Linked DNA regions of Homo sapiens: regions 1, 2 and 3 are each linked to region 4. Evidence: chromatin contacts called from ENCODE Hi-C or POLR2A ChIA-PET data. All regions are on one chromosome and are shown on one strand. Each heading gives the region's core, a stretch centred on a gene start or an enhancer-like site at or near the end of the contact. The rest is flanking DNA. Distances are from core to core; before and after follow the strand shown. Region 1 has its middle 20 kb from the start of TNIK. Region 2 holds the start of GPR160 (G protein-coupled receptor 160). Region 3 overlaps PLD1 (phospholipase D1). Region 4 holds the start of EIF5A2 (eukaryotic translation initiation factor 5A2).

The links. A loop is a pair of places that touch in the nucleus more often than their neighbours do. ChIA-PET counts read pairs that join two places held with the same protein, here RNA polymerase II (POLR2A). Pooled maps may share reads with other maps.
Region 1: a pooled map shows a loop between it and region 4 (2.6-fold over the local background). The contact joins the enhancer-like site here to the promoter of EIF5A2 in region 4. A Hi-C loop is called at or near these places in 1 of 168 maps with a recorded cell type or tissue (naive thymus-derived CD4-positive, alpha-beta T cell) and 8 of 50 pooled maps. POLR2A ChIA-PET finds 5 or more read pairs at or near these places in 1 of 52 experiments (activated B cell).
Region 2: a loop to region 4 is called in a map of CD4-positive, alpha-beta memory T cell, with 4 times the contacts of the local background. The contact joins the promoter of GPR160 here to the promoter of EIF5A2 in region 4. A Hi-C loop is called at or near these places in 2 of 168 maps with a recorded cell type or tissue (CD4-positive, alpha-beta memory T cell and naive thymus-derived CD4-positive, alpha-beta T cell) and 6 of 50 pooled maps.
Region 3: a loop to region 4 is called in a map with no recorded cell type, with 3 times the contacts of the local background. The contact joins the enhancer-like site here to the promoter of EIF5A2 in region 4. A Hi-C loop is called at or near these places in 1 of 37 single-sample maps with no recorded cell type and 3 of 50 pooled maps. POLR2A ChIA-PET finds 5 or more read pairs at or near these places in 1 of 52 experiments (activated naive CD4-positive, alpha-beta T cell).

Annotation. Positions count from the first base shown.
Region 1 is chr3:171,479,396-171,482,095 of GRCh38, forward strand. No RefSeq gene overlaps it. Among named protein-coding and RNA genes, the nearest start is that of TNIK, 20 kb to the left of the region's middle. Within about 2 kb of position 1,301, at least 4 of the 41 ENCODE cell types and tissues checked have a DNase peak (open chromatin) inside an H3K27ac peak, as active enhancers do.
Region 2 is chr3:170,036,596-170,039,295 of GRCh38, forward strand. GPR160 (G protein-coupled receptor 160) reads left to right here and starts at 1,400. Exons shown (of 4, transcript NM_014373.3): 1 at 1,400-1,620; 2 at 2,320-2,448. RefSeq lists silencers at 1,375-1,854, 2,165-2,214, 2,375-2,424 and an enhancer at 2,280-2,700.
Region 3 is chr3:171,787,316-171,790,061 of GRCh38, forward strand. All of the region lies in intron 1 of PLD1 (phospholipase D1), which reads right to left. Among named protein-coding and RNA genes, the nearest start is that of PLD1, 22 kb to the right of the region's middle. Within about 2 kb of position 1,361, at least 4 of the 41 ENCODE cell types and tissues checked have a DNase peak (open chromatin) inside an H3K27ac peak, as active enhancers do.
Region 4 is chr3:170,907,387-170,910,086 of GRCh38, forward strand. EIF5A2 (eukaryotic translation initiation factor 5A2) reads right to left here and starts at 1,251. Exons shown (of 5, transcript NM_020390.6): 1 at 1,157-1,251; 2 at 256-455. The coding sequence starts at 420. RefSeq lists a silencer at 772-911.

The sequences.
Region 1 (2,700 bases), core at 51-2,550, 570 kb after region 4:
GTTTCTGTATAACAGAGGCCTGTGATTCCTGAATTTTAGTAAGCTTAGTGATAACCTGAATACAGCAACAAATACAAATATGACCTGGTATTAGATGATATTTAAAGAATCATTATTATTTTTGTTACGTGCTATTTAAGAAAACTTTTCTGATCATTTAATTATGAACATATATGGAAGTTTTATTACCACAATGCTTTTATATCATGCAAGAAAAAAGGCCCCTAACAAGTTCATTCAAATATTCACTGCTTTATTTTATAGAAAAAGAGACTGGTAAGATACTCAATATAGGACAGATTGAAAAAGACAGAACGTCTAAAGTTCACTCAATCCTTGACTAGTAGTCAGTTGGATAGGTCAGTAAATGATTTCCAGAACAAGCTTTAATCCCATTAACGTTCATCAGAAAAGTGCTTAAGAATTTCACCATGAATGCAAATATTGGATTTTAAGCCACCGTGAATAGGTCTTCTCAAATGTATTTGAATTGATTCATCTTCCATTTTAAGATCTTTTTAAAAGCTATTTTAGAATTTCTGAGAAATTTCAGATATGGTTATTGGGTTTACCGTAATTTAAAAATATTATTATAACTTTAGCTGGGGACTAAACCTTAATATAGGGTTTTGAGACTGGTCCTGTCTGTCAGTCAGTCATTTGGTGAGTTGGTGGAGACTGCACATCTATACTGTAGTGGGCATACCAGGAGAATAACCACCAGAGGTCGGTTGAAACATTTAGAGCCTGGCCATCCAAAATCAAAGGCAAGGGCCAGGCGCGGTGGCTCACGCCTGTAAACCTAGCACTTTGGGAGGTTGAGGTGGGTGGATCACCTGAGGTCAGGAATTTGTGACCAGCCTGGCCAACATAGTGAAACCCGTCTCCACTAAGAATACAAAAAATTAGCCAGGCGTGGTGGCGGGTGCCTGTAATCCCAGGTACTCGGGAGGCTGAGGCAGGAGAATCTCTTGAACCCAGGAGGCGGTGGTTGCAGTGAGCTGAAATCACACCATTGCACTCCAGCCTGGGTGACAGGAGCGAAACATGGTCTCAAAAAACCCAAAAAAACAAAATCAAAGGTGAAATCCAATGCATTGTTGCCAAACTGACTTGTGGGTAGAAATATCATCTTCCATAATTGAAATATATCTTTCATAGGTGGAAAAATAGCCCCATTTCCAATTTAAACAAAAAACAACTACAAAAAAATTCATCTTACATGCTTCACACTTCAAAAACATTATCACTTTCATTACTGAGTCATCAAAACTTCCTGAGTATTTCTTTTTTAAGTAAAAGGACCAATCACTAACCTGTTTTCTTTTCCACCTCACCATCTACAACAACAACAAAAAAGCTCAGAAATAGTCTGGTGAAACTATGCAGTGGGCACGGTTTTTCTGTGGCTTTCTTCCTTCCACCTTCTCAGTCCCTTCTCACACAGAACTCCCAGCCCTCTCTCTCCCTGTTCTAAGAGTCCTAGAACTGTTAAGGGATGCTTTGTATCTCTCCTAAAGTCTCTAAACCAAAGTTCCCTTTTCCTTCCCTTCCTGATGAAGCGAACCCTGTATCTTTCCCTGTTCCTGACCTCAGTGGAGTGCTGCCACCTGATCCTTCATTTATTTCTAGTTCACTCCTTATCACATTCCCCAGAATCCCTTTCCAATTTTTCTTTTTGTCCCAGTACCCACTACACACACTTACCTTGCAATCTTCTTTTCATAAGCCACTTTGCTACCTATGATGACATGATGGCAGCAGGCAGCTGCTTTGCCGCTACTCACAGTGTACTATCTGTGAATGGTGCCCCTGGAGTTGGGTACACAGGGAACACATTGGGAATGCAGCTGGGAGGTGTGAAGGTCACAGTCTTGGATGAGGCCATCTAAATGGAATGACCACAGGTTACCCCTTTCCTCTTCAAGATTCCTCTTGGTTGTCATTCCTTCCTCCTTGCCAGCACCTCCCTTTCTTGGCAGACCACATGCTTGGGATTGAGGCAGCCCCTTTCCAGCCGTATGACTTTGGGAAGGTTACTTAAGTCTTCGAAGTATTTATTTTCTTATTTAGAAAAACGGGGATATAATAGCATTTATCTCATGGTATTATCAAGTGGAATAAATGAGATAATGTCTGTAAGAGTACTGGCCCAGGGGGATGGTTAGCCAAGTTAGCTGTTGCTATAATTCCTAATTCTAAGGCTGAGATTCTACCCGTGAGGTCTGTAAAGTCTCTCTACAGTCTTTGAGAAGTGATCTGCTCCCCTCACTTCTCCATGAAAATTTCTATTTTTCTCCATATTTATTTTTAAAACACATTTTACCTCGTTGATAGCTGGAATTGAATTTAAACAGTCCTCAATGCCTTAGAATGATCAAATTATTAACACAGACAATCTCTCCACAACGATTCTGTGCCCACTTTCTAGTGTGTGGTTTTTTTGTTTGTTTGTTTGTTTGTTTGTTTTTTGAGACAGAGTTTCGCTCTTGTTGCCCAGGCTGGAGCACAATGGTGCGATCCCGGCTCACCACAACCTCCACCTCCTGGGTTCTAGTGATTCTCCTGCCTCAGCCTCCCGAGTAGCTGGGATTACAGGCATGCGCCACCACGCCTGGCTAATTTTTTGTATTTTTAGTAGAGACAGGGTTTCTCCATGTTGGTCAGGCTGGTCTCTAACTCCCAACCTCAGGTGATCCG
Region 2 (2,700 bases), core at 150-2,649, 870 kb before region 4:
TTGAAATAGCATTTAAAAAAAAAAAAAGACTGACATTGTGGAGAGATACAAACGTGTATGGACATGGTCATCTTTAATCTCTAACTGCTATGACACTCAGAGAGGTTGAGAGGCTCAGGACACTCCCCTTGTTCAAGGCTCTGCGTGAAGAGGAGAAGGAAGAAATTGTGCAATATTTTATTTTATTTTATTTGTTTCAGATGAAGTCTGTCTCTGTTGCCCAGGCTGGAGTGTAATGGCGTGATCTTGGTTCACTGCAACCTCTGCCTCCTGGGTTCAAGTCATTCTCCTGCCTCAGCCTCCCAAGTAGCTGGGACTACAGGCATGTGCCATTACGCCCAACTAATTTTTGTATTTTTAGTAGAGGCAGGGTTTCACCATGTTGGCCAGGCTGGTCTTGAACTCGTGACCTCAAGTGATCCACCCGCCTCGGCCTCCCAAAGTGCTGGGATTACAGGCTTGAGCCACTGCGCTGGCCTAATTGTTCGATATTTTAAATGTTTAAATGACCGGCAAGTCGTAGGTGCTCAACAAATATTTGTTGAATGACAACAAATTAGCACTGTTGACACAAAAAAGGCAATGCAATATATGGGCTATTTAATATTTGCAGATTTTTATTTAAAAATCTGAATTCACAGTACACTGCAGGCGGTTGCTTAGAAGCATACAAGTTTCAAGAAGTTCTGTCACCCTGTGTATACTCTTTTTTTTTTTTTTTTTTTTTTTTTTTTTTTTTTTTGATACGGAGTCTTGCTGTTGCTGCCCAGGCTGGAGTGCAGTGGTGCGGTCTTAGCTCACTGCAACCTCCGCCTCCTGGGTTCAAGCGATTCTCGTGCCTCAGCTTCCCAAATAGCTGGGATTACAGGTGCGTGCCACCAAGCCCGGCTAATTTTTGTATTTTTAGTAGACATGGGGACCAACGTGGACCATGTTGGCCAGGCTGGTCTCAAACTCCTGACCTCAAGTGATCCGCCCACCTTGACCTCCCAAAGTGCTAGGATTACAGGCATGAGCCACCGCCTGGCCACCCTGTGTAAACTCTTATCTGGAGACAACTGCCAAGTTTACATTTGCAGAGGTAAGGGAAGGAGAGGCCCTGACCCAGTGGCCCCCGCTCGCCCGCCTGCTGGGGAGATGGGGAGCTCCTAGGACAGGGGCCGGGTCCTCAAGATGTGGCATGAGGAAGGGGGTCTCACTGAGCCCCCAAGCGGCTCCCGCACTGCGCACCCCTGGCTGCGTCCCTCTGCCAGCCTCAACTCAGCCCTCTCCTAGCCGGCGGGGGGTGACAGTCTCTGTGATATCTTTCCGTCCCGCCGGCAGGCGGCGCCCTCCGGCCCTTGTTTCGTTGGGCCCGGACGGGACGTGCGCGCTCAAAGGTTGCCCGTCTCTGACGCCCGCATTTCCTGGTCTGGAGCCGGCTGAGCCACAGCAGGGTCGCCGCGGGGTCCCGGGGCCGTGCTCCCCTGCCCCTCCCGGGAGCGCGCGGGGCGGGGCGGGGCGGGGCGGGACCAGGCGGGCGAGCTGGGCCCTCGCCCCTCCCTCGGGCGGTCACCTGGGCACGGGCGCTGCAGGTGTCGGGGCCTCAACCTTGCGGAGCCGACAGCCATCGATCCTCGGGTGAGTGCGGGCGCAGGTGGAGGGCGCCCGGCGCTCTCGCCACCGGCGTCCCAGCCTCGGGGCGGCGAACGGTCCCCGCGCCGCTCCCAGCCTCCCTGGCCGGGCGTTCAGCGCGCCTGGGAGGGGAAGGAATTTCCTTTGCAGGAACTCAGGGGCTGGGGGTTCTCTGCTACTTAAGAGATCCAGGAGTGGAGCCCGGACGCCCGAGCCTTCCTGCTTCGGGATGGGGATTACCGCGGAGCCTTAGCAACTGGGGTCTGTCGTGGGTTTGAGGGCAGGGGGTCTGGGGAATGGGCGTGTCCCGCACCCAGAGACTCGCCACCCTCTCTCCAGGGGAGATGCTTTTTAAACATGACAAACCCAGCAAGGTTATAGAAATGGGTGTATGCAACTCTTCGCTCTTTCCTGGCGCCCAGAGGTGAATAGTCTCACACACACGCGCGCGCGCGCGCGTGCGTGCATTCATTGGGGCCGACTTTGCCTCCCCTCCCCTGGCCTCGAGCGTTGGGGACGGCGCCCCCGCCCGCGCCCGCCACTGGGATTAAGCCCCAGGGCCTTGCCCGGCTATTTGTTTTCCGAGGCCGTTGCGTCCGGGTAGGTTCCTGGATGACCATCCTGGCTGGCTCAAAATTCCCTCTAGATTACCTGCGACCACCCCCAGGAACCCGGAGACTGAAACTCCTTTTCTCACCTGCGCAGGTGGCCTCGAGGTGGTGGCAGGGCCGCCCCCTGCAGTCCGGAGACGAACGCACGGACCGGGCCTCCGGAGGCAGGTTCGGCTGGAAGGAACCGCTCTCGCTTCGTCCTACACTTGCGCAAATGTCTCCGGTAAGGGGAAGTGTCGCTTAAATCCCAGAGATAACCCCCACCGAGAAGCATCACAAAAGACATGAACGAGTGTTTAGCTCTCAGGATTGTTATTGCTTCGAGTGAAATGGTTTCTTGTGTGCTTTTGTGCATTTATATATAAATATAAACATATATGTATACATTTGACAAGCTCTAAGACCGGCACTTGTGATATCTCCAGAATAGAGTTATTATAGTTATTTGGAAATTGTCAGTGAGGATCAGCTTGGT
Region 3 (2,746 bases), core at 111-2,610, 880 kb after region 4:
CTTTCTGGATTTGTTATGTTGGAATAGATTATCTACCCTGAGTATTTTCCCTTATTTTTGTGATCAAATTACTTTCTCTTGGCAATGCCTTCTTTTTTTTTCATTAAGTACCTGGGTGCCCCCAAGTGGATGATGGTTCTCTCACATTGCAAGAGCTGGTTGTACAAAATGCAGCACCCAAGAACTTCATGACCATATTATCAACCTAGGAGAAAAATGTTATGGATTTGTGCACCAAGAAAGGAATCTAAAATACATTTGCATATTTTATAACTCATTTGAATGTCATCATACCCAGAAAATAAAATTCAGGCCATTTTTCCCTTGTTAATATTCATGGTATGGTGTGGTATGTGTATGTGTGTTGGGGGCATGGTACAAACAAGGAAGGTTGATACAAGTTAAAGAACAGCCACCTTCTATGGAGCAGCAAGCATATTATCACTGAATTCTCATTTAGGAAAAGAAAATATTTTTTCCCTGGTAATTTAATGAAATTTAGATATTATTAGAACCAACTTGGTTTTTTTTAAGAAAAAAAAAACTAGAAAAATATTTTGTAAGAAAAAAAAAATTGTATGATTGTCAGCCTCAAGAAAAAAATTCAGCCGGGTGCAGCAGTGGCTCATGCCTATACTCCCAGCACTTTGGGAGGCTGAGGCTGGTGGATCACCTGGGATCAGGAGTTTGAGACCAGCCTGGCCAACATGGTGAAACCCCATTTCTACTAAAAATACAAAAATTAGCTGGGCATGGTGGTACACGCCTGTAATCCCAGCTGCTCCAGAGAATCACTTGAGCCCGGGAGGTTGAGGTTGCTGTGAGCTGAGATCGCGTCATTGCACTCCAGCCTTGTGACAAGAGCAAAAATCCATCTCAAAAAAAAAAAAATAATAATAAATTAACTTTTGTGTTTGTGAGTGCATCTGCACTTCTTTTTTTTTTTTTTTTTTTTTGTAAAGACTGAAAGGAGTATTTCTGGGCTGGTAAACTGATGAGATGAATGACAGAGTGAGAAACAGGCTTATCAGTTTACCAACTGCTGAAAAAACCAAGCCAGGTTCACAAGGTAACAACAATACAGAGGTGATAGAAATAAATTTTTCCTTAATGCATGGGATTCCTGGATTACTCGTATACCTGCATTCATTCAGTTAGTGCTTCAATAAACCAAGCAGTTTGCCTCTGGTTTTCTAATATCCCGTCTCTCTATTAGCTTCCCAAATAAAAACTCAAGCCAAGAGACAATATAACAACAAATAAAACAAGGTAACAAACTTTTATTACACATTTGTTGAATTGTTTAAAAACTTTTCATGTTTCCTGAACACTCATCCAGGAAAGTACTGTCAAGATGATGACGAAACTCAGTTTATTCCTGGACAAAAGAGCTTTGACACATCTGCTTGTGGTTATCTACGTTCATAAAAACACATCACTGTCATCAAAGGCTTAAGACAAAGAAAAGCATTTATTAAGTTCTGTCTATATATAGTACTTCAACTGCCAACTCTGGTAATTTGTTTGAGCTTAGATTCTCTGCGTCATGAGAGGAGTTGGTTTGCATCTGTTAATGAGACTGTTTTTTTGAACTGTATTCCTTTACTCCAATATGTATTGCATAACTACCCTGTGCTATGCACTCTGCTAGGCACTGAGAATTCGAGGATGAATAAAACAGACATTGTCCTCAAAAAGCTGGCAAACTCATGGAGGAGGCAGTCTACATGGCCCAGCCAAAAGTCTACTGTGCACAAACAAAGCTGTGCAAACACAGAGGGGAACAGAAGTAATTCAGCATGCTAAGAAAATGGTGGTCAGGGCCAACTCACCAATGCACAGGATTTTTCTATCTACAGGCAGACAAGGGAGGAAGGGCATCCTATTCAAAGAGCTCCAAAGGAGAAAAGCACATGGCACGTTCTGGAACCAAAAAGCCCTGCAGAGGGCGTGGGACAGAGATGGATGTATGTACATTGCAAGGCTGGAAATAAAGTTGAAAAAAATGCATGGCAGCCACATACAGAAGGGTCTTGAATGACACTCTAAGGCGTTTCAGATCCACTCTTGGGTGATGGGAAGTTCATGGAGGGATTTAAGCTGTAGAATAATGTAATCTAATTTATGCTTCAGAAAGATGGCTCTGTAAAACTAGGTACACGAAGTCAGCAGTATTCCTCAGATAAGAGCCCCTTTGGGCAGTGGCCAGAGTGGGAATATCTGTATACAAAAGACAAAAAAAAGGTACAAATGAGAAAAAAATATTTGTGCTATTGAAAACTTGGACATCTTTCCATTCATTTTAAAAGCAAATTTTAAGTGCTACTAACTTTGATGAGTTCACAATGGCTGATGACCCTCAAATTCTTCACTTACTCTTCACTGTCTATGACAGAGGAGAATAAAGCAGAAAACAAAACAAAACAAAATGCATTAATACCAGTTCCTGATTTTAGCCGATAATGGTAGCATCACTCACTTGCTGCCAGATATCAGAATGAAGAAATACTAACTGCTGTTTTTACCTATGTCTCTCTCTTCATGACTACTAAATAATAGTATGTGATGTGGCTGGGCTGAACCACATTGCCCAGAATTCCCCTTCTTGTAGGCTTCCACGTAGGGTCAAAGGATATTCTCTCCTAAGAGGTGGGGAAAAGAAAGGAGACAGCAACATTTTGCAGCATGCATGTACACACATGCCTTTACCTAGTTATTCAATCAAGTACTAATCTACTGCTGCTGT
Region 4 (2,700 bases), core at 1-2,500:
TAAACTAAATAGATCTTATAGGTCACTAGGATTCAGGAAAGTTTCAGTTCCCAGTTAATGAACATTGTAAGGGCCCAAGAAGGGAATGCTACCTTTAAGTATTCAACGTAATAACTGATTACCCAGTAATTGTGGGAAGGAAAAAATAGTGCTTATTACAAAATTTTAAGTATAGAAATCTCATGATCTGTAACGGAATACAAATGATCAAAGTCCCAACGCCGAAGCCAAAGCCTGATCTGCAAGGGTACTTACCTTGGCATGACCATGCTTTCCAGTTTTGGAAGTTGACATCTCCACTATTTTGCATGGTCGTCCTTTGAGCACCACGAAGCCGTTTTTGCGCAAGGCCGAGCACTGCATAGGGTAAGTGCTGGAAGCCCCGGCATCTCCAGTAGTGAAATCAATTTCGTCTGCCATGGTGGGCAGGGGAGATGGTAGTTTTTCCGTGGGAACTACACAAAAAGTTTGTGTTTGCTTTTTAACAACGGGTATGTAGGCAGGGAAACGTCTCATTTCGGACAAGTTATGTGCCAAGCATCATGGGCCCGTTATTTCTGCATGTAAGGAACACCCACCCTAGACTAGTGGCCACTTTCTAACTCTGGCCTCTACAAACTTTTCCAGCTACTGCTTGGGGAGGTGGGATGAGAAGTCGCAGAGGAGCTCGCTGAGGGTGGGGACACCCGCCCTGGGCGCTCCTCCGTGCTGGAAACAGCAGGTTGCGGCCCCCATCGCCCCACCGCAGAAGCCGGCGACCTTCCCCCGCCGCCCAGCCCTCGGCCGCCGCCCCGAACCCTACTGCGGGGGACCCAGCCCAGGCCGCAGGTCCCCGCGAAGGATGCGGGGTAACAGAACCTGGCCAGCAGCACCCGGCCCTCTGCTAGCTGGCGCGCACCCCGCCCTCCACCCTTCAACGTCGCCGCCGCGGCCGCACAGGCGCCCCCTGTTCTGCCGGCATCCAGGGCTCAGCTCGGCCCGGCCCGGCCCCACTAGGGCCTGAGCCCCGGCGGGTCCCGCGCTCGCCTCTGTTCCCCCATCCATTCTCCTTCTTTCTCTCGGTCAGCGCTCAGTTCTGGGCGCCTTCCCCGGCCCTGCCTCACTCTGGCCCCATCCCCACCAGCTTTTCCCCACCAGCTTTTCCCCAGGTCTTCACCTTTCAGCTGGCAAAGAGCGCCTTTCGTCTGCGCACCCGCGCTGGTCCCCTACAGCAGCGGCGCCGGCAGCGGCGGTGGCGGCCGCGGCAGTTCCAAGAGACGGGGCGGGGCCGCCACACTTTCCACACCCCAGCCTCCCCGCCCTTACCCGCCCCCACTCAGCCCTATTTCCGGGATAGGCCCCGGAGCGTCACAGGCACCGCCCTCTCGGGCTACCATTGGCTACCAGATTCCCGAGGCTCCGCCCAGTCACGTGAAGAGCGCCCTGGCAACCCCACGTGCTGCGGATTAGTGCACTTCCGGCGTGGAGCGCACTTTCAGCAGTCTGGTTGCCGAGGGTGAGCTCGCTGGCAGAGGAACTTGCGCCTTCCAACTCTTAGGTTTGTTGCGTTCGGGTCGCAGTCGACTTTAATGGGAACCAAGCAAAGCACCCAATGGCCCCTGCCATCAGGTGCGTGGCAGTTATCACATGACGATCGTCAGAACTCGCGAGGCGCGCAGATTCAGCGAGTGCCAGTGTGGCTGGCTGTGAAGCGAACTTTGGGTTCGAGCTTCTGGTTCAGCTTGCAGCCTTTCTTGGGGTTCGAACCTCCTCCTGGTCCTTAAAGAAGAATTCAGGTGCAGTATTTTATTACCCAGCTCGGCACCGCAGGTCCTGAGGACCCCCCATTCACCCCTTGGTGAGATTTTTGGCAGCGACTGCCGCCGGATGCCCCTGTAGAGTCAGCACTGCTCCCTGGGGTGGGAACTCCCGAAGCGTCCGCCAGCTAACAAGCCAGCAGTGAAATGAATTAACCCACTTCTCACACCAAAGGCTGTTGGGAAGTTGTGGAGGCGAAGGGTGTCTGACTCCTACGGCATTGTGGGTCCAGAGAGGTGTTCTGCCGACTCATCCATTCTTTCCTCCTGGCATTGGCATTCCTTAGAGTTTGGGGTTTAACCCTGGCACATTAGAACGCTTGGATGGTCTTCAAAATTGACCTAGAGCTTGTAGACTGCCATAGAAAGGTTCTTAAAAGAGATGTGCTCCCCCTTCACAGTTTCATTTCGCAACCTACCGCAGTATCCTATCTTGGGGAGGTGATCTAGGAAATTATTTCCCATCCCACACCCGCATTTATGTGGTAACTTTGATTTCCTATTGCTGTCTCATGAATAATCCCATATCTCACATTCCTGTATGACTCTACAGTTTACACATATCTTTCAAACAGGTCCAATTTAACTTTCGCAATAAGTTACTGCCCTCTCATGTACTGAATTCAGCCTCTAGCTAATATACAAAGGAGCCATTACAGCAGTGGCTCATGCCTGTAATCCCAGCACGTTGGGAGGCTGAGGCAGGTGGGTTCCCTGAGCTCAGGAGTTCGAGATCAGCCTGGGCAGCATCGTGAAACCCCGTCTCTACCAAAAATACGAAAACTTAGCTGGGCATGGTGCTGTGCACCTGTGGTCCCAGCTACTAGGGAGGTTGAGGTGGGAGGATCACTTGAGCCTGGGAGGTGGAGACTGCAGTGAGCCGAGATCCGGCCACTGTACTCCA